Regions from separate parts of the Homo sapiens genome. Here all the other regions are linked to region 2. The links are chromatin loops, found by intact Hi-C in ENCODE. Cell type or tissue: mammary epithelial cell. All regions are shown on one strand. Region 1 overlaps BABAM2 (BRISC and BRCA1 A complex member 2). Region 2 overlaps BABAM2 (BRISC and BRCA1 A complex member 2). Region 3 has its middle 12 kb from the start of LINC01460. Region 4 overlaps RBKS (ribokinase). Region 5 has its middle 17 kb from the start of MRPL33. Region 6 overlaps BABAM2 (BRISC and BRCA1 A complex member 2).

Evidence for each region. Peaks named below come from ENCODE experiments on the same cell type or tissue, not always from the same donor. Only the 100,000 strongest peaks of a DNase experiment are listed, where the experiment ranks them.
Region 1: a loop joins it to region 2, with 4 times the contacts of the local background. A loop is called at or near these places in 2 of 110 quality-filtered maps.
Region 3: it touches region 2 in a loop (5-fold over the local background); 11 of 110 quality-filtered maps call a loop at or near these places.
Region 4: it touches region 2 in a loop (8-fold over the local background); 3 of 110 quality-filtered maps call a loop at or near these places.
Region 5: it touches region 2 in a loop (7-fold over the local background); 7 of 110 quality-filtered maps call a loop at or near these places.
Region 6: it touches region 2 in a loop (12-fold over the local background); 5 of 110 quality-filtered maps call a loop at or near these places.

Annotation. Positions count from the first base shown.
Region 1 is chr2:28,295,463-28,299,462 of GRCh38, reverse strand. BABAM2 (BRISC and BRCA1 A complex member 2) reads right to left here. Exons shown (of 12, transcript NM_199191.3): 11 at 972-1,125. Among named protein-coding and RNA genes, the nearest start is that of BABAM2-AS2, 13 kb to the left of the region's middle. In mammary epithelial cell, no CTCF peak of the experiment used is centred here; a DNase peak (open chromatin) is centred at 2,322.
Region 2 is chr2:27,952,774-27,956,773 of GRCh38, reverse strand. The region is part of intron 3 of BABAM2 (BRISC and BRCA1 A complex member 2); the gene reads right to left. Among named protein-coding and RNA genes, the nearest start is that of MIR4263, 42 kb to the left of the region's middle. In mammary epithelial cell, a CTCF peak has its summit at 1,758; DNase peaks (open chromatin) are centred at 1,713 and 1,823; H3K27ac peaks cover 3,370 bases.
Region 3 is chr2:27,701,602-27,705,601 of GRCh38, reverse strand. No RefSeq gene overlaps it. Among named protein-coding and RNA genes, the nearest start is that of LINC01460, 12 kb to the left of the region's middle. RefSeq lists a silencer at 1,637-1,706. In mammary epithelial cell, a CTCF peak has its summit at 1,663 (motif pointing left); a DNase peak (open chromatin) is centred at 1,681; H3K27ac peaks cover 668 bases.
Region 4 is chr2:27,797,739-27,801,738 of GRCh38, reverse strand. The region is part of intron 7 of RBKS (ribokinase); the gene reads left to right. Among named protein-coding and RNA genes, the nearest start is that of MRPL33, 28 kb to the right of the region's middle. RefSeq lists enhancers at 1,892-3,091, 2,272-3,237. In mammary epithelial cell, a CTCF peak has its summit at 1,857; DNase peaks (open chromatin) are centred at 1,898 and 2,298; H3K27ac peaks cover 2,585 bases.
Region 5 is chr2:27,752,441-27,756,440 of GRCh38, reverse strand. No RefSeq gene overlaps it. Among named protein-coding and RNA genes, the nearest start is that of MRPL33, 17 kb to the left of the region's middle. RefSeq lists an enhancer at 3,203-3,821. In mammary epithelial cell, CTCF peaks have their summits at 2,125 and 2,943; DNase peaks (open chromatin) are centred at 2,120 and 3,540; H3K4me3 peaks cover 1,083 bases; H3K27ac peaks cover 1,480 bases.
Region 6 is chr2:28,274,186-28,278,185 of GRCh38, reverse strand. The region is part of intron 10 of BABAM2 (BRISC and BRCA1 A complex member 2); the gene reads right to left. LOC124907745 (a long non-coding RNA gene) reads left to right here. Exons shown (of 2, transcript XR_007086254.1): 1 at 1-4,000. Among named protein-coding and RNA genes, the nearest start is that of BABAM2-AS2, 34 kb to the left of the region's middle. RefSeq lists enhancers at 1,551-2,750, 3,349-3,458. In mammary epithelial cell, no CTCF peak of the experiment used is centred here; DNase peaks (open chromatin) are centred at 1,905 and 3,065; H3K27ac peaks cover 2,679 bases.

The sequences.
Region 1 (4,000 bases), 340 kb before region 2:
GTTATAACCACATGCACTCTTCGATTTATTTTTGGAAACTATGATTTTGATCCACTGCTTCTTCAATCTAGGAGGTCATGGTTTATGAAGACTGATGTTCCAGACACCAAAGTCTTAAATATAAAAAACACTCAGCATATTTCTATATTTACCTATTCTGTATGACTGAAGTGAGGCCTTCCACACTGAGAGGTTCATGAGCAATAGTTGTACCTCTAAACTCCAAACTTTAGCTAACTTCGACCTCTATGAAATCCTACTTCCATATCTATTCTAATAGCCCTAAGCTATTTGTGTAGCTGTTTATTTGACCAAGAAATACACAGGTCCTACTTTGGGCAACAGCTATGGTATACACTGCAGAGACGCAATGAGGTATAGAATTCAGAGATTCATTTCCATATGAAAGAGTAGCTACCGGCTCCAGGTGTTGACTACTAAGCAAAAATTGTTTGTTTACTGCCACCTGAAATTTTCCATTTTTTAAAAAACTATAAAAAGTAGCTGCCAACATTTTCATCATTTATGCCATTTACCCACAACTCGAATTCCTATTTAGTATTTATCCTCTACTCTAAATAGAGAGGTAGTTTTCTGATAAATTCTACATTCCATGAAAAAAAACAAAAGCTGTCATGGCTAATTTTAGAGACCAACAGAAACAGTAGAAAAAGGAAACACTTTCAGATGTAGATCAGCTTCTTCCTGATGAAGCTACAAAGGGCCAAACAGTAAATATTTTTTGTTTTCTAGGCCATCCAGTCTCTGTTGCAACTACTCACTCTGCCACTGTAGCATTAAAGCGGCCACAGATAATAAGTAAAGAAATGGGTGTTGCTGTGTTTCTATAAAACTTTATTTACAAAAACATGCACAGGGCAGGAACTAACCTGCAAGCAGTAGCTTGCCAACCCCTGGACTAGATAAACAAAATGCTCTTACCTGTTGGAAATAACGACAGATTCACTTACTTTGCTCTTTTGGCCATTTCATTTCCATCCCATCTGGGGCTGTACGGATAATTTTTTTGGGCCTGGGAGTAAAGCTGTCCACTGTTGGTAAAGTGATAAACGGACTGAAATGTGAGAGTTGGCTGGTCTCGAGGGAAAAACAGAGGCAGGTCAACTGCAAAGACAGAAGAAAGAAAAAGAAAGTTAGAGCATAAACACATCTTAAGATTTTTTTTTTTGACTAAATCCGAATGTTAGGTACGAAACTCTATTTGAACCACAAATACTGCTTGCAGTTTGGATGAAAGGTGTGGTGTATAGAGAGGCACCAAGAAATACAAAGTGACTTCTCCATCTTCGAGGAGTTTATAATCTAGAGGCAAATCACACGTGGGTGAAAATGTCACCAATAGAAGGCATGATGTGTAGGTGCTGTAAGAATGCTTTGAAATGGTCACAGAAGCTTAGGGAAGGATGCTTGGGTGCCTGCAACCATCTGACATTCCTCTCTAGCACTTCCCGGGATCAATATTCCATAGCAGAGTTCTCTTTCTATCTGTTTTAAGTGTCTATTATAACATAAACTCTTCAAGGGTTGGGCAATGTATTCCACATCTATAATTTGATGGAGGCAGTGGGACAGAGGCTGTTTTTCAAGAATGCATTTGGAGAAGCGGTAAGAGTGCAGGTGATAATCTTTCTACTTTATAGGATATGGCAACCAGACTACCAGGAAAAATGAAGTTATCACTCTACTTCCAATCAAGCAGTGAATTTTGATACTCAGCAGTTTCAGTTTTTTCCATATGCATTACCACATATATTTATATCTCCTAAATCAGTGGGAGTTCCTTAATGGAACGCATAAGGTACTACTCTGAGCACTAAATATGTTTGCTGTGATAGTACAGGCTAATTCCAATCCTTGCTGTTAACATGTGTTATATGCTTTATCTTTCATTTTGGGGTTCTTTAACTCAATTTTTAAAAGTAAACTGACTTGTTATTAGTTGAGGCAAATCATCATTAAAAACACAGACTGTTTCAATAACACATTCTTAAAGGTATATAACGTATATGTGTATGAATGTTATCCACTTCTAGGACAAAGAATAGGAACAGCATAAAAATAATAAGAAAAACAAGTATAGAATTTTCTAGATTTACAGGGTATCTTTATACACGTTATCTGATTTGTTACTTAGAACTCCATGACAGAGACATTATCTTCAACATTTGCATTTAACAGGTGAGCAAACCAGAGACTCTAAGAGGTATATTAACTTGCTCATGTCATAGTCAGGCAGGGGCAAGACTCAAATCTAGTCCCATGATTCAAACATTCGGCTCCTACTATGCCCCACATTGCCTTCTCCTACTCCAGAGGACACTGGCATAACCTGCTTACGACTCATTCACTATGTCACAATTTAGGAAGCTAAAGTTGTCATTATGAAGTATGTATAAGGTTCGTCTTTTTAGCTACATGAGGAAGATATATTTAAAAATACATACCAGATAATTAGGCCAGGCACAGTGGCTCACACCTGTAATCCCAGCACTCTGGGAGGCGGAGGTGGGTGGATTACCTGAGGTCAGGAGTTCAAGACCAGCCTGGCCAACATGGTGAAACCTCATCTCTACTAAAAATACAAAAATTAGCAAGGCGTGGTGGCAAGCACCTATAATCCCAGCTACCCGGGAGTCTGAGGCAGAAGAATCGCTTGAATCCGGGAGGCGGATGCTGCAGTGAGCTGTGATCGCGCCACTGCACTCCAGCCTGGGCAACAGAGTGAGACTCCGTCTTAAAAATAAATAAATAAATAAAAATACATGCTAGATAATTATACATCTATCACTATTCTAGTCTGGGGTGACATTCAACTTGGACTAGGTACTCTCAGCACTCAATATGATTTCTTGAAGGAAAACTTAGGTCCGCAGCAGACTTTTAAGGAGAAGCCAAAAAACTCCCGAGAATCAAAAAACCATCCAGTTGGGAGGGCCTCTTAGACTCGGAGTGCACTTGACTCTGATGATGACTGACTCAGTGCTGCAGGGGGTTTCTACAGATGAATCACACGACAGTCAGAGAAAAGGGCACGATTTTGAATGTCCACTCTTTAGTCACATTTTTCAAGTACCACAATAGGGCAGTCTGAATACATGTCTGTTGGTGCCAAAGCAGAGAGTTCATAGTATAGAGGAACAATACGAAAGACTGATTAAAATCAATAATTCAATTCAGAAATCGCTTTTGAGTCCCTGCATATTGCAAAGCATGATCTGTAACGTTTTCAGTCACTCTGCACAAATATTGCTTTCTAAAATTAACTTTGTATCTTTTCTCATTACTACTTCCATTTCTTCTGATTAATATTTATTTATTTATTTATTTTTGAGACAGGGTCTCGCTCTGTCGCCCAGGCTGGATGGAGTGCAATGGCACGATCTCAGCTCACTGCAACCTCTGCCTCCTGGGTTCAGGCAATTCTCGTGCCTCAGTCTCCCAAGTAGCCGGGATTACAGGCGCCTGCCACCACGTTCGGCTAATTTTTTATATTTTTAGTAGAGATCAAATTTCACCATGTTGGTCAGGCTGGTCTTGAACTCCTGACCTCAGATGATCCACCCACCTTGGCCTCCCAAAGTGCTGGGATTACAGGCGTGAACCACCGCGCCTCTTCTGATTAATTTTTTAAAAAGGCCTATTCGTGGCTGGGCGCGGTGGCTCACTCCTGTAATCCCAGTACTTTGGGAGGCTGAGGCAGGCAGATTACCTGAGGTGAGGAGTTCGAGACCAGCCCGGCCAACATGGTGAAACCCCGTCTCTACTAAAAATACAAAAAATTAGCTGGGCATAGTGGTGCGTACCTGTAATCCCAGCTACTCAGAAGGCTGAGACAGGAGAATCTCTTGAACTCTGGAGAGAGATGTTGCAGTGAGCCGAGACAGCGCCACTGGACTCCGGCTTGAGCAACAAGAGAAAAACTCCGTCTCAAAAAAAAAAGCCTATTCACATATACTTTGACTTCAGTTGTTTTATACTA
Region 2 (4,000 bases):
TCTTTTTCTGAGTTCTTTCTAAATATGTATGTCAACCTGCTCTATATAACCTTCATAATTATCTTTTACTTTCTTTAATGCAGAAACTATGCTGCTGCTTTTCAAATCTTTAGATACTTCCTTATCCCACTGGAAGATTCCCAAAATTACCTAGTGTCCTTCCAATTAAGAATTTCCACATAAGACATCATCTTTTAGTGCCTTTGTATCACTCATTTAATAAACATTTCCTGATTGTCTACTGTGTGGGTCATCGGCAACAGATCTTGGAAATCACAGAGGATTCTTGCTCCTAGAATTTAACAATATATTATTTTAGAGACTAAAGATTTGGTTTGATAGAAATAATCTGGACATCAAATTCTTTCATATCTCAAATCCAAAAATTTCTTCCTTCATGCCATCCTTAGCGCACTATCAGGATTTGGGGTGTTTCTATGATGTTATTGCTTGATACCCATAAATCTGACATAAATTTGGCCTTCAAAAAGTTTACTATTTTTCTATAAAGCAGCACAACTTATCTTTCCTTTCCCTTCATTTATGTTAGGAACCAGAACATAAAAGAAACCAAGAGCTACATTAATAATCTTGTTTAACTCTACAGAAGATATGGTTTTCGTAAAGATGAAAAGAAGACAACTCAGAAGTATAAAAGATCTGTGCCATCATAGATTATTAAGAATACCATTTAAAATAATTCATGCATGAGGTTGTATCCTCTTTATAAACAGGTTCCTCTCTTAGGTGAACTGGGGTAAAGGTAATCACCATTCTACAGGAAAAAAAAAACATGTTGCCAAAATGTGACCTGTGAGTCATAAGAAAGGAGGAAAATTGCTCATTTTTCTAAATCTCACAACATAGGTCACCCATTATGGAATGAGAAATCAGAAACACTAAAACGATACTTTTATTTTAACATTAAATAGTCCAAAAAAAGTGCTTTAACTATCTCTGTTCGTATAGTTTGAAAATCCAGTGCAAATATTCAAGTCATACCCAAGGTAAATAGTCTTACCCAATGCTGATATTAGGAATAGAAAAATCTCAATGTTAAGGGAATAAAACACAGAGAAGAAATTAGGCCATGTTACTGTCCTTGACAATCAAAGCCTAAAACAAAATAAAACTAAAAATTCCCGTGTGACTCTGAAGACAAGCATAACTTCATTTGCAATGGGGAGGAAACTTCCACTAATGCACATATCTGTGTTATGGAAAAACCAGACAAGATTTACAAATGATATAAAAGATCACTCAAGTTTTTGCCCTAGACCAACAAAACGATCAGAGTAATTTCAAATTGCTACCTAGTAACTTTAGAATTTGCCAAAGTTTGAAGTTTTTTGTTCTTTAAAGGAAGAAAGCAGCAATGAGTAACAATAGTGTGCTTCCTGGCCTTAGGAAGAGTGAGACAGGAGCTCTCCAGCTGCACTTCCTAGCAAAGTATGCCAGCTGCCTTCTGCAAACTGAGATCAAATTGCCAAGAACTTACAGGAGAGCAGTTATGATGGATGACCTAAAATACTGATCTGTTGCAAAGAGGATGTAGTGCAAACCACACAGGAACTGACAGGAAATCAGCCCTTGGGCTGGCAACTACAGATTCAAGAAGGCTAGGAATCCTGGACCTTTGACAGCCAAATTTCATCATCTTCCTTTGTAGGAAGAGTTACATTTCTGAGAGAGCAGTCTGAAAAATCTTGTACAAAGCTTTTTGGTGTCTATTACTATTTAATAATACTGCCCCCTGCCTGAACCACTGGTTTCCTCACATGTGTTAAAAGCCCATCGAAGGTCCCAGAGCACTACTTGACCAAAAATCACATGTTTGCTGGCACACACCTTCATTCTCTCAGCCACGAGCCCACTGAATGCCATAAATGATTCACAGGCTGTCATGGTGGTAAGAAGAAAAACTAATATTTGGAGTTCACCAAATAGTGAGTCATATTTCTGGAAGAAAAGAAAGCCTTACAATTGGCAATGCTTTGGCATGAAATTTTAAAAATTGTTTTTAACATTAATATTAATTCGACGAAAGTTGGCAAAAAGAAATTGATTGAGAAACGTGATATTTGGTCGGCTTATGCCACATAAAAGTCCAGTTCATGCTCCAAGAAAAAGGATGAGTAGGATATCTATTACCTATTTCTAGACTTGCCTTCTGTACTCACTGCTGCCAAGTTACTCATTCTCCCACACAACACTTTCCATACTAATTTTGACCCTTAAGAATCAAAAAGAAGTCTTGCCTTCTTTGCTCCCAAATGCCAAAATGGAATCTTTTAGTATTTCACCTTTATAAAGGGAATGTTTGAAAACAGCCCTCTTTGGCTGTGACATCAGTGAGTTGCTGAGGCCTCCAAGGGCCGGAGGAAGCATTCCCAGTCCCTCACAGTGCTGCTGCACTCCTACGGTGCAATCTGGCAATGGCCAGCGACCAAATCTTTAAAGCTGTTTTATGGTATTTAACATATGGTCATAAATTGCTCAGTGCTCTAAAGAGGGGCTAAATTTGCCGCCCCTATTGATGAGACATGTTCTTATTTATTTAAATTTAGTGGCAAGCTGGCATTTCTCCAGATGGAGAGGTTTAGGCATAAGTACAAAGGAAGAACTAACTAGAAATGAGTTGTAACTTTTCTATACACTGAATGCAACCCCACAAACTCAGGCTTCTGTGCCCAAGTTTGTGCACCGCTATCAAACACAGCTTACCAAATAGAAAGACAATAATATGAAAAGACTCTAATTTCTAAGGGCCAAGGAGGGATGAAACAAATTTTATTCAGACTGGATACGAATTTTGTTTTTAATCTCCTTCTCTTTCTCCTCAGGCTAGCTCTATTCCCACCCATCTCTCTTACCTGTCTCTTTATTCCCCTCACAAATTAGATGTATCTGGTCTTCATCTGAAATCCCACATCTGCAAAACTCTCTAGAACTTCCTTAATCTTCTGGCATTCACCTTCTTATTTTGCCATATTTTTCATTGTTTATTTTTTAATGGTTTTAATTTTCCATCACTAAAAACATGATCATACTTAAACATTTTGTTCCCTTCCTTTTACGAGCTAGCCCTGTAGCCAAAGGCAGAAAAAAAGAAATATTTTTTTTTTTTTTGGTGAGATCGTTGGTAATGATATTAATGTAGATGGTATCAAAAGAGAAGTGTGGGCCCAGTGCGGTGGTTCATGCCTATAATCCCAGCACTTTGGGAAGCCGAGGAGGGAGGATCACTTGAGCCCAAGAATTCGAAACCAGCCTGGGCAACATATAGAGACTCTGTCACTACGGTGGTTCATGCCTGTAATCCCAGCACTGTGGTAGGCCAAGGCAGGAGGATCACTTGAGCCCAAGAATTCAAGACCATCCTGGGCAACACAGGTAGACCCTGTCTCTATACAAAGTAAAAAAATTAGCCAGGCGAGGAGCTCAGGCTCCTCCCACCCCAGCTACTTGGGAGCCTGGGGTAGGAGGATCTGCTTGAGCCCAGGAGTTCAAGGCTGCAGTAAGCCATGATTGTAACACTGCACTCCAGCCTGGGCGACAGAGCAAGCCTCTGTCTCAAAGAAAATTAAAAAATAAAAAATTAGCCAGACATAGTGGCACACACCTGTAGTCCTAGCTACTCAGGAGGATCACCTAAACTCAGGAGTTCGAGTCTGCAGTGAGCCAAGATTATACCACTGCACTCCAGCCTGAGCGACACAGCAGGACCTTGTTTCAAAAAAAGAGAGAGAGAGAAGTGTGAAGGGTAGAGCCACTACTGGTTTTCTTTTTCACGTGCCAATATAGAACTGGCTAAAGAATCAAAAGTTAATTATCTTGCCTAACTCTGGAATGTGAAGAAAGATTTCAATAAATTGGAGGTTTGACAGCAGCCTGGGAACAGTATTAAAAGAATTATTCTATGAAGAATTAGGCTGTTTATATCAGACAGAAGTCTTGCTTTTTAATTTCAATACACAATTGTTTCCCCTGAAGCAGACCT
Region 3 (4,000 bases), 250 kb after region 2:
ACAGTGTACACTGCTCAGGTGATGGGTACACTAAAATCTCTTTAGAAATCACCACTAAAGAACTTACCCATGTGACGGGTGTGGTGGCTCACACCTGTAATCCCAGCACTTTGGGAGGCTAAGGTGGGTGGTTCTCAAGCCCAGGAGTTCAAGGCCAGCTTGGGCAATATATTGAGACCCCATCTCTCTTAAAAAAAAAAATTTACCCATGTAACCAAATACTTACCTGTACCCTAAAATCTGTTGACATAAAAAAGTTAACTTCATTCTAAGCTGCAATACATATGTGTGTATATATGTGTACATATATATTAAAATGTACATATATATTTTAATATGTATATGTAATGTGACATATTACATTTATACTGTTTATATGTATTTATATGTGTAGCTACTAAAATTAAACATTTTCATCCTCATCCCCTAAAGTCGACTCTCGTGACACCAGGGACACTCGTGTATACTTTGGAAAACTGTCTCACAACCTCTCTGTATTACGAAGGATGCAGCCAAGTGGCTGCCCTTGTTGAAATGCTCAGCCAGTAGGATCACTCATAGCCACCACTGTCTTTGTTAGGGCCGTGCCTCAAAATCACAAAATTATTGAATCATGGAGGATAAGAGATAGATCATGGACTCTAACTCTGGAGAAGGTGTTATACAACACACCCAGCCATAGCCCTAAAGATTAAGGGGCACCATTCAGGGATATAAAGATGAATCAGATATAGTCCTTGCTCTTAAAAACTCACTAAGCTTACAGACATAAACAATTGAAAACTAGAAGGACTAAGCAAAGGAACAGAAATGAAAGAAACTCACATCTAGATGTAGTTCCACCACAAACTCGGTGTGCCTTTGAGCAAGTCACTTCATGTGTCTAGCCTCAGGTTTTTTTTGTTTTTGTTTTTGTTTTTTGAGATGGAGTTTCGCTGCAATGCCCAGGCTGGAGTGCAATGATGCAATCTGGGCTCACTGCAACCTCCACTTCCTGGGTTCAAGTGATTCTCCTGCTTCAGCCTGAGTAGCTGGGACTACAGGCAGGGGTCACCATGCCTGGCTAATTTTTGTATTTTTTGTAGAGACGGGGTTTCACCATATTGGCCAGGCTGGTCTCGAACTCCTGACCTCAGGCGATCCACCTGCCCCAGCCTCCCAAAATGCTGGGATTACAGGTGTTAGCCACCCTGCCCAGTGCCTCAGTTTCTTTAAACAGAGGTAATTAACATCTGTTTTTACCTTTTAAGTCTAATAGGGGATTCGGATTTTTTTTTTTAACAAGTGTGAAAAAAATCCTCTGTAAACTGTAAAGCTGAAATATAGTGTGTAAGGAATAAATATGCAATGCCCAAAGTCCTCCATAGAATATTGGCATTATAAATGGAGAGCGACTTTCTCTAAGTGAAATTAAGCACTGGAAAAGGCAGTTTTGGAGGAGAGTTGGGAGCACCATTTGGGCCTGACCGGTGTCTCTGGCTAACTTTCTGCTGCCAGGTCTTGGGTCCAGGAATGTCTGTGAGCGAAACTAGCTTGCTGCTCCTAACTTTTTCACAATCCTCCTTTTTTTCTGATTCTTACTCTTTCTTCTGCTTTGAAACCTTTATCTTCTTTCAGCCCCTTGTGCAAGCTGACCGCATTGTAATGGGTCTATACTGCCCCCTTGTGGTCACTCCCTGCCGTGGTTGCATTAACTTCTGACGGGGTGTGCGTGATAAAGGCAGACCTGAGGAAACCCAACCAACCCCAGCTAAATGCAGCTGGTCCTGGAAAATCCAAATTAAAGCCAGCTGCTGGAGTGCAGCGCTCCTTGATGGGAAGGAGTAGTTCATGCCTGGTTTTGCCCCAAGTAGGACATAAATCCAGCCCTCTGGATTAAACTTGCTAAAATGGTCAGTTCCTAGACTATCCAGCTTGTCTGGAGCAAGGTCCTGGAACTAAAAGTGGCTAGAAGGTATCCCTTCTCTGACAGAAAAACCCAAGGATAGGAAGGGCTGGGGCTAGGACCTGCCCTTCAGCCCTCCACCCATTGAAACCAACAGTTAACTAACTGAGCACCAATTTGTGAACTGCTAGGTGCCATGGATGGGGTACAAGATAATGTAGTTCCTGTCCTCAAGAACTTGTAAGTGACAAACGTAAGTAACCCAAACACACATATCAGTAATGAATATCAAGCCGTTGGAGTAAGGGCTGTAATAGAAGTAGAAATAAAGTGCTGTAGCGCTAGTGGGGAAGGAGGGATTAGTGATAGTCTCTGCAATCAGGGAGGCCTCCTGAAGGTAGTTTGGGGCAAGCTGATTGTGTTAAAAATGAGTCGGGCCTGGGGGAGGGAGGGAGGAATGGGTGGAGCACAGAGAGATTTTTAGGGCAATGAAACCATGTTTGTCTGTATACTATAATGGATACATGACGTTACACATCTCTCCAAACCCAGAGAATGTACAATATCAAGAGTGAGCCCTAATGTAAACTGTGGACTTCAGGTGATATCGATGTGTCAATATAAGTTCATCAGTTGTAACAAATTTACCACTCTGGTGGGGAATGTTGATAATGGGGGAGGCTGTGTATGAGAGGAGTGGGGACAATGGCAAATCTCTGTATTTTCTGCTCAATTTTTCTGTGAACCTAAAACTGCTCTAAAAAATAAAGTCTTAAAAAGAAAAAAAGTAGTACCTTACTTACCAAACATGAGCAAGGAAGACCACAATGACACTCATAATAACTACATGGGGTGGGGGGAGGTGATTATGTGTTGGACATGGCTAAAAGTTTATATTTGTTACTTAATCTCTGCAACAATACTGTTGGGTAGGTATTATTTTCTCTATTTAATAGACAAGGAAACTGAGGCCTATGCAGAAAGGCTTGATAGAAAATATAGGGAGAGGAAAAAGCAAAGGTGTGTTTGGGGCAAATAACCTGTTATTTCTAGAGTAGCAGGTATGCCTCATCGGGTGGAAGAAAGGGAGGGACAAGGGCAGGTGTGGGGTCATGATGATAGAAAAGCACAGGAACCCTATGATAAGGCTTTTAAAGCCTCAAAGGAATTTGGACCCTCACACTTTGGACACTGGAAAACCTTTTGAGATTTCAGAGCAAGGGACTCTGCTCAGGGATGTGTTTGACATATGTGGAGGAGAGTTGATAAGGCAGAGATGAGAGGGAGACCTGTGGAGTCATGAGGTGAAGGGAGCTTAGATTAGGGCAGTGGGCAATGCAAAGGCATAGATCCTAAAACTTCCACATGGAGAAATTAAAATGGGCTAGGGGAATAAAGAAGGCAGAGGTACCCTTGATGGAAAACACTGCAATCACATGCTGAGCCCTCCAACCTGCCTCATCAATGCCAGGTCCTATGGTGGGGGTGGGGGCAGATTTCCAGAATCCTACTGAATAGAAGTCTTGGTTCCACCCTGGACTATGATGTGCCAAACCTCTAAAACCAAAGGAGGGCAAAGTCTTCTCAGAGAGCAGCGGTGAAATCCTGAAAATTGTTCTCAACGCCCACATTAAGTGAGGAATCTCAGAATCAGAGTGGCCTGTCACAAGAAGACTACCAGTTTGATGCTGGACCCACTCCTCAAAGGTCAAGGAGTTTTATCATTTCCCAGCAGTCAAGAATCTGGTTGGACTAAACCCTGTATGGGAACGCGGCTCCCGCTCCCCTGCAGAGGCTTTGATTCTGGCTTTTGATTGCCACAGGGCTGGCAGGCTTCCCTCTGGCTCCCACTCTCTCAGGAAGGCATCCACAGCTGCTGGCCACTTGTCACACCCTGTCTGGGAGGTGGCAGCACTTCAGTGGTAAAGCAACAGATCCTCAGGCTGTGGCTAACGGCTTCAATGTTTGTTGGGAATTGTGTCATATTTCCCGAAAGGGCTAACTCCATCTAGTACTGGTAGAATAGTGTTCTTTCCTGTACAATACAATGAAACCTCAATGCCCAACTGAAATAAACAGAATTTTAACAGTGGTCATGTTATGGTGATGCTGAGA
Region 4 (4,000 bases), 160 kb after region 2:
CAGAAACCACGCAGGTGCCAGCACCATGCTTGTACACCTGCAAAACCATGAGCCAGTTAAATCTCTTTTCTTTATAAATTAGCCAGCCTCAGGTATTTCTTTATAGCAATGCAAGAACTGCCTAACACACCTACCAAACATTATATTACAGTTTGTACTGAATATGTATCACTTTCACACTGTCATAAACTTGAAAAATTATAAGTCGAACCATCATAAGTTGGGACCGCTTGTGTGTGTGTGTGTGTGTGTGTGTGTGTGTGTGTGTGTGTGTATACTGTGGCCCTTTGGAGAGCATTTGTGTAATATCTAAGATTTTTTTCACGCACTGCCACCAAGAATGGATTTTGACCCCTTTCGGGGAGATATAGCCCCAGTTGGGAATGCATGCCCTGGATGAAATGAAGGCTGTAGGCAGGGCCCTTCTGTTCACTCTGAGTGGCGAGGTTGATGACATGGAGTAAGTAGGTCAGGTGGCCCTATATCCATCATTAATCAGGATAGGCCCTGACCTCAGGTTCCAGCACTGCCCTGCTAGAGACGTCCTCCAAAATCACACTGTTCCTGCACCATCTGTTCAGCCTGCCTGCCCCGTCCTCCAGCCTCTGCTACATCTCCTCTCCATGGGTGGCAGCCCTCTGCCCAGTGGCCGGCTAGCTGTGGTAGACAGTGGAATGCTCCATCAAGTTGGCATTACTGAGGAAGTGCAGGCTGTCCCTGCCAGCAGTAACCCTGTTCCCATCCTGTCCTGCAGCCTTACCCGCCCCAGCTCTAGGCCTCTGTCCAGACGCCTCTCTCAGTGTTCTCCCTCTGCACGTCCTCCCCAAATGAAAGCATGGGGAATGGATTTCAGAGACCCCAGCACACAATGTTGACCATGGCTGGAACTCTCTGGAGCCTGGCATCCCTCATAAACAAGGGCCACAGGACACTGGCCTTCACCTCTTCCTGGCTCCAAGTGCATTCCTGGATGCCTTTATCCTTCTACTGTGAGCTGGAAACATAAAGCCAGTCACAGCATAAACCCCTTGTCTCACAATCCTATGGATTGTGCCCTAGGATGGTGACCTACTTTGTTTCTTAGAAGCCTTGTCTGGCCCCCTCTGACCTAGGTCATGGGCTTTCTCTGCCAAAAACTTGAGCAACTTAAGGGGCCACTGAGATAATACCATCTTTGTCTGCCTCACCTTTGTTGAACACCTGCTCTGTGCCAAGCACTGTGCTAAGCCTTTTCACATACATTACTTAATTCAGTCTTCACAATGGCCCTATGAGGTAAGTTCCCATTGTACAGATAAATAAACCCACAGAAAAGCTGAGTGACTTGCCAGAGGTCACACAGCTAGTAAGTGGTGAAATTAGGACTTAAACCCAGGTCTGTCTGAAATCCAAACCATTTACTGCATTGTCCCAGTTGAAAAAAACATTTTCCAGTTGTATGAATAGAAATAAAAATGACACAAGACCTTTATTGCCAGTGAAAAGACAGTGAATTTACCATTCTTAAAAGATGACAGAGCTGGCCAGGAGTGGTGGCTTGCACCTGTAGTCCCAGCTACTCAGGAGGCTGAAGTGGGAGGATTGCTTGGGCCCAGGAGGTTGAGGCTGCAGTGAGCCGTGATCGCGCCACTGTAACCCAACCTGGGTGACAGAGCAAGAGCCGATCTCAAAAAAAAAAAAAAAAAAAAAGACACCTAACAACAAGGGGCAGAGGCAGGACTTAAAACCAGGTACATATGACACCCATATCTCCTGCCTGTCAGTGATTAACCCTTGGAGGACAAAGAATGACTTTTACGTTCCCAGGCCCAGTCAGCTAGATACTCACGCCTCAGCCTCCTGCAGGCAAGAACAAGGCAGAAGCCCCATTTTTAGAACTTGGAAGAGAGCGCAGAGCAAGCCTGGCCCCTGGGCCAGCCTAAGTATGAGCCATCTCAGCAGCTGGCGCAGCCCTCCTTGAAACACTCTCCCTTGAAGAAATTCTGACCTAAACCCAGTGTAGCCAGCAAGGCTGACCCTGTTGGTGGAATCTGGTGGCCCCAGTATGGTGGTGGGAGGTAACAGAGACCCTGGTGGTTTACATTTGCCCTCTCTCCCTTTCCTGAACCCCTGGCAATATTCTTTTTTAAGAAATAATGCATTGACTTATGATTTAGTCATGTTTCATCCCATTTGCTTTTCCCTGGCTTCTAAAACCACAAGCATGGCTGAGGAATTCATGTCCACAGTGTAGGCTCTGAATAGCTTTGTGTAGGGAGAGGTTTTGAAAAGAGAAGAAAGTGGCATCTACTTGTGAGATGGAATGCATGAAGACATCGGGGAGGAATGCACGCGCTGTAACTGTTAGGGTCCCTCGGCAGTTTGGGTAGTGACTCATTCAGCGTGGGTACGGATTCCTAACAAGTGAAGCTTGGTAGTGACGTCATTCTTGCAAGATTGTCTGGAATCTGTTAGAGCTGCCTGACAAGATCTTACCTTGGAGACTTTCATCACTTGGGGGTTTTTCCCAGCTACACTTCATACCCATCATTTCCTCCAACTTGTCCCCTTTTCTATCAACTGGAATTTGGCAAACCAGAACTTTCATGCATCTGTTCCATTGTCATCCTCCTACAGGGCGTTCCTGGGACAGTGTGTGCTCCTCACCTCATCGCTCAGCACCCATCCTCCTGACAGTTCTTGGTTCGGTCAGTGCCTACCTCAGCTATGGTCCAGGCCTTGCACTAGGTCTCAGGACAGGGAGGTGATGAAGACAGGCGTGCTACCCTCAAGGGGAGGGCAGGGGGCAGCCAGAGGGCCTGAGACTGGTGGTTTCCGGGACAGCACAGTGCTTTGAACATAGTGCTAGGCAATAAATATGTGATGGCCAAGTTAATACCCAAGCTGAGTCTCCAAAAATGAGTATAGGAGTTAGTCTAGGGAAAAGTCCAAGCCGAGGTGTCTCCATGTACTGAGACCCGTAAGTGAATAGGAAGAAGTAAGTTCCTTAAGTGAATAGGAGGAAGTAAGAGATGAAACTGGAAAAGTGGTTTAGGGAACCTCGTGTGCCATGTTAAGAAGTTGATGCCACGGGGGCCACGTGGACAGATTTGCAGTAGTGTAGAGGATGGGCTGGAAGGGTCCAGACCGGAGGCAGGGAGACTGGCTTGGAAGTTAATGTGACCCTGTGAGGTGATGTGAACATTACTGGGGCAGTGGGGGTAGGAGTGGAGACAAGAGGACAGATTTGAGAAACATTTAGGATTTAAACTCGACAACTGGTGATTGATGAAGTATATGGGAAGGAGATGCCCAGGAGACCCCCAGGTTTTCAGTGTGGAGGTGCCACAAGCTGAAAAGATAAGAAGAGGTCCATGTTAAGGCAGAGTTTTGAGTTCATTTCGGCCGTGTTGAGTTAGAGTTGCCTGCAAGAGACATGAGCCAGGTTAAGCAGGCTCACGGGTGGTTAGATACACAAATCCAAAGACAGAGGAGAGTCTGGGCTAAAGATACTGATTTAGGACCCATTATATTCATAGCAGCTGAAACTGTATGGCTACATACCCCCCAACTTCCTTTCCTGCTCCATGTCTGTTTATCTAGGACTTGGGCGCCTACATGACCATTTTTCTCTCTGTCCCAATGCTGTCATGATGTGGGATGACTTCAGTGCCATGAGGATGAACCATTACCAAGTCTCATAGCTCCTAGATGCCCTCTATTCTGGTGACTCTTCACCTCCACTCCACTGCAGCCTCCCACTCCCATGACAACCTCCAGGACATTGCTAGTACCTCCTTGGAACCACTTCAGTTCTCCGGTAAAACCTCACATCCTCCTCTCTGAGCAGCCCCTGGCTTTCAACTCTTCTACGCCGTTCCCAGTTGTCTTAGTTCCCTGTACTTTCTCCTTGCCTGTTGACCCCCTCCTGACCTCTCTTCTTTCCTGATCCAGGTCAGACTCTCCGACTGTTCATCTGAAATATTCTTTCCTGAAACCTTTGATTCCTTTGTACCCCTGC
Region 5 (4,000 bases), 200 kb after region 2:
AGACTCTAAGGAGTTGAAATACATTTTGAACATGTGCAGAAGAGTCTTTCGATCCAAGTCTTGGAGGAAAGCAGGCCAATTTCAGGCTGAGATGGGACAGGTGCTGACTGTGGGGAGGGAGAGGGGCCCATGCTGGAGCAGTCCAGGAATCCTAATCCACGCCTGGGTGGTCCCCAGGCTTCCAAGCCCCCTGGGATCCTGGGAAGTTCCAAGACTGCTGAGGCAGGTCAGCAGGTTCCCGGTTGAACTCAATTACCAGGCCCACTTTGGGGTGCTCAGAATGGGTCAAGAAAGCAGCCATCAGCAGAAGGTGTTGACATGGGACTCCAGGGTACTAGGTTGAGACAATGTGTATTGATTTAAAAGGCACAGAAACCGTAACTGCACACAACTTTACACACATATTCTTATCAACATGTTGTTCCACTGATCATCTAAGGGGTGGTCAGCTTCCCTGGTCACTTGCAGCTGAGAAATGCAGCCTCGGTGACCTTCAACTGAGGAGGAGTCGACATTGGCTTCCGGTCTTCCCAGAGCCCTTGTTGTTTGTTTGTTTGTTTGTTTTGAGACGGAGTCTCGCTCTGTCACCCAGGCTGGAGTGCAATGGCGCGATCTCGGCTCACTGCAAGCTCCGCCTCCCGGGTTCACACCATTCTCCTGCCTCAGCCTCCCGAGTAGCTGGGACTACAGGCGCCCGCCACCATGCCCACCTAATTTTTTGTATTTTTAGTAGAGACGGGGTTTCACCGTTTTAGCCAGGATGGTCTCGATCTCATGACCTCATGATCTGCCCGTCTTGGCCTCCCAAAGTGCTGGGATTACAGGTGTGAGCCACTGGGCCTGGCCAAGCCCTTGTTTAAGAACCACCTTCTTTGGCTTTTCACCCCAGGGTTGCTGGGGACACCTGATGTCCTACATTATTAGGCTTTTCCTGGCTTCTGAAACCTTGTGCTGAAAGTCTCTCTGAGAGCGATACAGATTGATTAGACACTCGGATTGTTTGACACGTGTGGTTTTGCCAAAGGCAACACGTTCTTTGACCAACTTCTGAAACTCCCCAGTTCTCCTAGTCTCTCTGGACTTGAGTATCAGCCATGTTCTTATGTTGATGCCAAGCTCCTGGGTGATTAAAATTCTTCTAACCACCTTTCTGATTCAAGGCTGTACTCTGACAACACAATTGCTTTTTGGGGATTTTTGCAAACATCTCAAAAGGGCAAGAAACATTCTTCCTCCCTTTTAGCCCAATGTAGACCGGAGGTTTTTTCAGCCGTCAGCTGAATGCTGGGCCCCACCAGTGCCCAGTAGGTACAGTCCCATCCACTGTGAGGTGGGCTCCAGGGAGGGCCGTTGGGTCCATGTGAAGCCAGCAGGAGGGGCCATGTGAAGCCAGCGTCTGAGGGGCTCCCCATGAGGCCACCAAGCCCCTGTCAAACCTAGTAAGTCACCCTGACACCAACCCCACCCTTCCTCAGAAGAGCAGTGAATAAACAAGAGCATGTGAATTGGGCAACTCCAGGTGGGGGTGCAGGGAAAGTGCTCAGGCTTGAAGGGGGGATAGAGAGGGGCTGGTAGAGTCACAGTGGGGAAGCAGCTGAAGGAGACGGATCGGTGAAGGAGCTCATGTGGAGGGGCCCCAGATAGTGAAGGAGGGTCCAAACCAACATTTTCTATTCTTTGCCCAGTAAAGTTTCATGAATCAACTCAAATGTTTGCTTGCTCTCACCTTCTGCCCCTAAGGAGGAAGTTGGGGGATAGCTGGTCCAAGGATTTGGACTTTGGGGCTCTCCATTTGTAAGTAAGGAAAAAGTCAAGATGAGCCATCATACTCTGTTTTCATTCCATCCTTGGCACAGACAACATATTACTCCAAAGGAGAGCTGAATAACAGAATTTAAAGGGAAATTAGAGATGAGAACATTTAGTCATCATCCTCATTTTACAGATGAGAAAACTGAGGCCCAGGGAGGTTAAACATTAAATAATGTGCTCCAAATCACTCAACCAATAATTGCAGAACTGGCAGGACTAGAACTCTGCCGCCTAATTCCCAGTTCATGCATTTTCTTGCCTTCTGCTGTGCCTGACAGGTTCCCAGTGGTGAAAGTCGGCCTTGGAGCGCCCTCCCATGGCTGTGGACAGCTACTGGAGCAGCTGTGGCACAGGCCAGTGTTAACTTGAGGATAGAATGACCTGCAGGGCTGGTTGAAACAGATTGCTGGGCCCCACCCTTGGAGTTTTGGGTTGTCTAACAAGTCCCCAGGGGACGCTGACCTACTGATTCAAAGACCACTTACTCAGAAACTCAGATGTAGATAAAAGATTTTGCAGCCAGAATACCTGGTTTCAGGTCCCAGCTCTGCCATCCAAGTGCTGATACCTTGAACATGGTACTTAATCTCTTAGCATCTCGATCTCTTTATTTTATGATGGCAACAATAACAACCACCCATAGGGTTAATGTGTAAAATAAATAAATCAGATGTAAAATACCTGAGAAGTGACATGCTGATGCTGTGTGAATATACAGATTCACAAATATGTGACCTTTGTCTGGAGAGATGCCACTGGAGGCCAGGGAATGTCCACAGAGACAAAAGCATTCTCTTAATGCTACTCAAAATTACAATAAATCCAGAAGAAATTGTGTTTATCCTGCCACAAATACTGGCTGAGGAATTACGAGGGCCTGGCACTGTGCTGTACACCACATTTGCAAAGGTGAATGACAGTCCCTGCCCTGGAGGAACAACTAGAAGGAAGATAAACATGTAAATTCTAATAATTACCCTAATCCCAGATGAGCCAGGGAAGGAACCCTGTGCCTAGAGCACAGAGCATCCCACCCTGTCTGAGAAGTCAAGCAAGGCTTTGAAAAAGAACCTGACTTTTGAGTAGGGTCTTGAAGGATGAATAGGAGTTCTTTAAGAAGAGAAGTGGTAGGGGGCACTCCAGGCAAAGGAAACAGCATATGCAAAGTAGTCACGGAAGCATGAAAATGCATAATATTTTCAAGGAAATCGCACGTGGTTCTATGTAACTGGAGCTCAGTGGGTCTGGGAAAAGGACTGGCAAAAAAGGCTAAGAAGTTTGGGCCATGCCGGGCACGCGGGTGGCTGAGGCAGGAGAATGCTGTGAACCTGGGAGGCGGAGCTTGCAGTGAGCCGAGATCGCGCCACTGCACTCCAGCCTGGGCGACAGAGCGAGACTCCATCTCAAAAAAAAAAAAAGAAGTTTCGGCCTGACTGTAACCTGGTGGGAAGCCATTGGAAGACACCCGACGAGGATTCCCTGAAAAAATTCTTAATGAGTCCCTAAGGCAAAGATTTCCAAGCCAAGCGCTTCACCACATACCCTCAGCGGCCCCAGTGCCTGAGAGCCTCCCCTGCCAGGAAGCCTAGCCCAGAAACGCCTCCCGAAACGGGTAGTGGCCCTGGGGAAGAAGCTTCCCTGGAAGGCACAAGCAGTAAACGGGCAGCCTCTTACCTCTTACCTTCATCAGATACTGGCGGGAGGCACCCTCCTGGCAGATTTCTTCATCCCCCTCTCCTTCTGTGGGTGTGGAGTCACTGGGAGAACAAAGGGATGTTATCTGTAGCTAATAAGTTATGGGAGGGGGAGGGAGCTGTAGGCGCCTGTGGGGGTGGGGAAATGAGTCCTGAGCAGCTCTGATGCAATCCAGAAAGAGGCAGGTGCAAGCCTGCACCTGGGAAGCAAACCCCCTGCCTCCCCAAAGTACACAGAGATTTGAAGCTGGAAGAGGCACCTCCAAGACTTGCCCGTGATCCCACAGCTAGCTGACGCCTGGCCCCCTCTCCCCACATCTGACTCCACGATAAAAGGTCTCAGTCTTGGAAAAACTGGCGGTTGCTGTGTTCATTGACCTCACTCCCTCTTCCTGAGTCTCTCCTGCAGCCTTCCCTTCCCAGCCCAGTCCCTGACCCTCTTTCAGACTCAGCCTTTGGTTTCCAAACAGGTATAGAATGTGGTGTGCAAAAAA
Region 6 (4,000 bases), 320 kb before region 2:
TATTTTGAACGGTGTATATAAAAGGGTCTTTATAACTAGGTGCATTTCTTTCCTGTCTCATCTCCACATTATTTCCTTAACTCACTTATCCTAAAAATCAGATTTTATGAATTATTCCCAATATTTGGAATGGATTGCATCAGCCCACGAATACACTGTTCTCTCTGCCTTGGACATCCTTTCCTCTTTATCTACCTACCAGATTTCTAATTGCACTTCCAAGACTGAGCTCTAGGACATATGTGTAAAACCCTTCTGAGGGGGTTTCTACACATGTATTATGGCATTTTCCACGCAGTGTTTGCATGCCTGTCTCCCTTACCCGAGTACAAACTCCTTAGTGTAGCTATCCATTTCTGTGACCACATGGCTTAACCTAGACGTTGGTCCATAGTAGATACTCAAATGTTTGCTGAGTTGACTTGAAGGTACACAAGGCTTTTCTCCTTAACAATAGGACCAGACTTTAACCTCTGCATGCCCGAACGCTCTTGGTAATAGTGCTACAGACATAGCAGGTGAGGAACAAAACAGTCAGCTGGTTACGGAGGCAACCGTGAAGCACCAGAAGTGGTTAAAAGCAGCTGTGAAAGGGCAGGCATGGGGCGGGGTACTCTTGCTTTTCATTATACATCTTTGTGAAGTATTTGCTTTTGCAACCATGTCCATGTTTCTTTGGCAAATATAATAAACAAAATCCTTTGTTGGTTATGAATAATCTATTGATGTGTCTGCAAACTACAAGGGACCACTTTCCATATATTTAAAAGGACAGATTATGGGCCGGGAACAGTGGCTCACGTCTGTAATCCCAGCACTTTGGGAGGATGAGGCTGGAGGATCACTTGAGGTCAGGAGTTTGAGACCAGCCTGGCCAACATGGTGAAACCTGTCTGCACTAAAAATACAAAAATTAGCTAGGTGTGGTGGCGGGCACCTGTAGTCCCAGCTACTCGGGAAGCTGAGGCAGGAGAATCGCTTGAACCCAGGAGGCAGAGGTTGCAGTGAGCCGAGGTCGCCCCACTGCACTCCAGCCTGGGCGATGGAGCCAGACTCTGTCTAAAAATAAATGAATAAATGGACAGGTTACGTTCTGAGGCTTAACTCCAAACAGGCTATGTCATCAGTGTGTGTCAGTGACGAGGGAGATAGCCAAGCATGAGGCTGCACGGGGAGGGTCACTAGGCCAGCAGAGCCCTGCGCCTCAGAACAAAGCAATGGCCCTGCACAGAGAACATGGGCTCACTCTGCCGTCTGCTAATGTGTAAAGATAATGCTCATCATCTGTATGTATGTTTTGTGCAGGGTTTACTAAAAATATGAGAATACTGTAGGAAAACATGATTTTATTCCTTCTAACCCCTAACATACGTAAAGAGTGAAGGAGATGAAGCCTTTGCAAGCTATTTCTGCCAGCTTATGAAAACTAGAATTTTAATATTTTAGGCAGAAGATTTTCATATATACGAACACATATATGTACATGTATTTGGTTAAAGGAAGTGGGCCTTAGTGCTGGGGCATCCAAGTGTAGAAAGGGTGAGGCTGAGATTTCTATTGAGGACAATTTAGTACTTGGGTTGTGAGCCAAACACGAAGAAGGTGGGCACTGTGATGTGTACCAGCAGGCTCAATGGGCACGTTACCCAGCGTGGATCACAGGTCGATTCTTTCAAAGGCCAGAGATGAAGATAAATCAGTCTTTGCTAAAAACATCCCACGGCTGCGCGTTACAAAGGCATATTTTGCTTCAGTATGTAATTTCCTCACTACTTAACTATAAAAGTGTATCAGAATTGAATTCTAGGGCTTTTTCTAAATGAGAGCTGAGTCACAGGTATCTCGGTGCTGTGTCTGCAGACTAAAGTGGATGACTCACATCTGTAAAATTCTGAGAGAAAGTACCAACCGACCCCTTGCTTAGTCATCTTTTGCATGGATGCTGGGTTCATGAGCTCTGTAAACTATAATGAGCGATCTAGCCTTTTACCATCTCTTTATTCTTTTCTAAACAGTACAAATTACATCTCTAAAAATAACTTCATCTACGCAAGTGAGTCACTTCAACCTAACAAGCTTCCACAAGTTACTCAGCTAAATTGTACTATTTACTGTGAAGGTAAAAATCTTGTTGTCATATTAGTCCCATTTTTTTCTTTCTTTCTTTTTTTTTTTTTTGAGATAAAAATTTGGTAGACTTGGAAAAGGGAGGAGGTTTCAGCAAATGTTTTAAAAAACATATGATTTACTCCTAACCTCTCACATGGGCAGGGGTTGTGATGGGGCTGGAGGAAGGAATTCTTTGAAAACTATTTCTAACAGCGCATGAAAATCAGAATTTTAATATTTCAGGCTGTAGCTTAAGCAAAGACTCTGCAATTTTCTTTGTGTGAGCCCATGCGTAAGCTGTCCTCTCTGCGGGATGTTTATTGGCTGTTGGAAGAGATATATATCAATAATTCTATTTGCTTTAAAATCCTGATCTGTGAAATTATGACATTTTTGACGAGAGACCCAGCCACGCTAATAAATGCATATGTATTAAATACTAATCTTTGCTCTTCCAGGAGCTGATCACTCACCACACCCTGAATTCTCTAGACACACAACTAAGCTTTGGTACTCCACCCGTTTACTGTGTAGCTTTCCAACCCCGAGGCCTGCCTGCTGGTCTTTAGCTTGCCTTTCCTGGCCTGGCATTGTCAGCTCTCAGCAGCCCCACCCCAGGCCTATCCCAGTTAGGCAATAGGTACAATGGAGGCAAGAGCAGGTGACCTGCATGAGGCTTATACCTTCACAACCTGGGCAGCAATACTGAAATATCAAAGCACTGTTAATCCACACTCTAGCCTCAGTCAAAGTGGACTAGAAGGATTTCTCATTCATGTTTGGCCAGGAATGAAATTACTAATACCAACAGGCCTAGAAAGTTTCCACTGCTGTTTCAGCTTCTCCTTTAAGACATCAGATCCGTTGGCTTCATCCAAATGGCCACGTGAACAACCTTTCCCTGTGCATGGGGGTGCTTTAGAAGAGGAAAATGAAATCACTGGTCCATCTGAAAATTCCCCAGGAAATGGACTGCAAAGCCTACTTCCTGACTCCAACGAAGGCAGAGGCTGAGTCATCTAATCCCTCCCGACTAGTATTCACTTGACTTGCACCAAGTAGGTCAGCTGGAGTCGTCTGAATTCTGCTCTCTGTCCTCGTAAGCAGCCACCCCCTGCAGTGGAGCTACTGGAGCATGCTGGGTCTGGTCTCTTCTGCGAGGTCTTCACTCAGCCTCAGCCCACAAAGTTGATGTTACATAACCTCTCCTAAGTTTCTCTTTTCTCATTTGCAAAATGGGAAGAGTCACACCATTTACCTCTCAGGGCTGTGACGATGAAAAGGGACACTGTACATGCAAGTGCTACACAGACTTCAAGGTGCTCTGACCACTCAGCTCTCCCATTTCAGCAAGTGGTTACTGAGCTCTTGTCTAGTGCCTAACACCGGGCCAGGCGCTGTGCATAACAAAGAGTTAAAACATGGTTTAGAAGCCTGGGCAACATGGCAAAACCCTGTCTCTACTAAAAACACAAAAAATTAGCTGGGCATGGTGGGTGCACCTGTAGTCCCAGCTACTGGCATAGGGGGTTGAGGTGGGAGGATTGCCTGAGTCTAGGAGGTTAAGGCTGCAGTGAGCCAAGATCGCACCACTGCATTCTGGTCCTGACAACAGAATGAGATTCTGTCTCAAAAAACAAAACAAAACATGGTTTAGATTTAGTCCTGGACCTCAGTAAGCAAATTAAGCAGAATAATGAAGCAAATACATATGACAATTAAGGAACCATTCAAGATAACAGATCTCATAATTACGTTATTTGGATCAAGTGTTATTCAGGTGGGAGTGCTCGGTTAGACAGTGAAGCTGAAGACAGCTTTTAAGAAATGGTGCAAGAAAGATGAGGAGGTCAAGGAGAAAAAGCAAGAAGGGTCAACAAAGAGGCCAAGG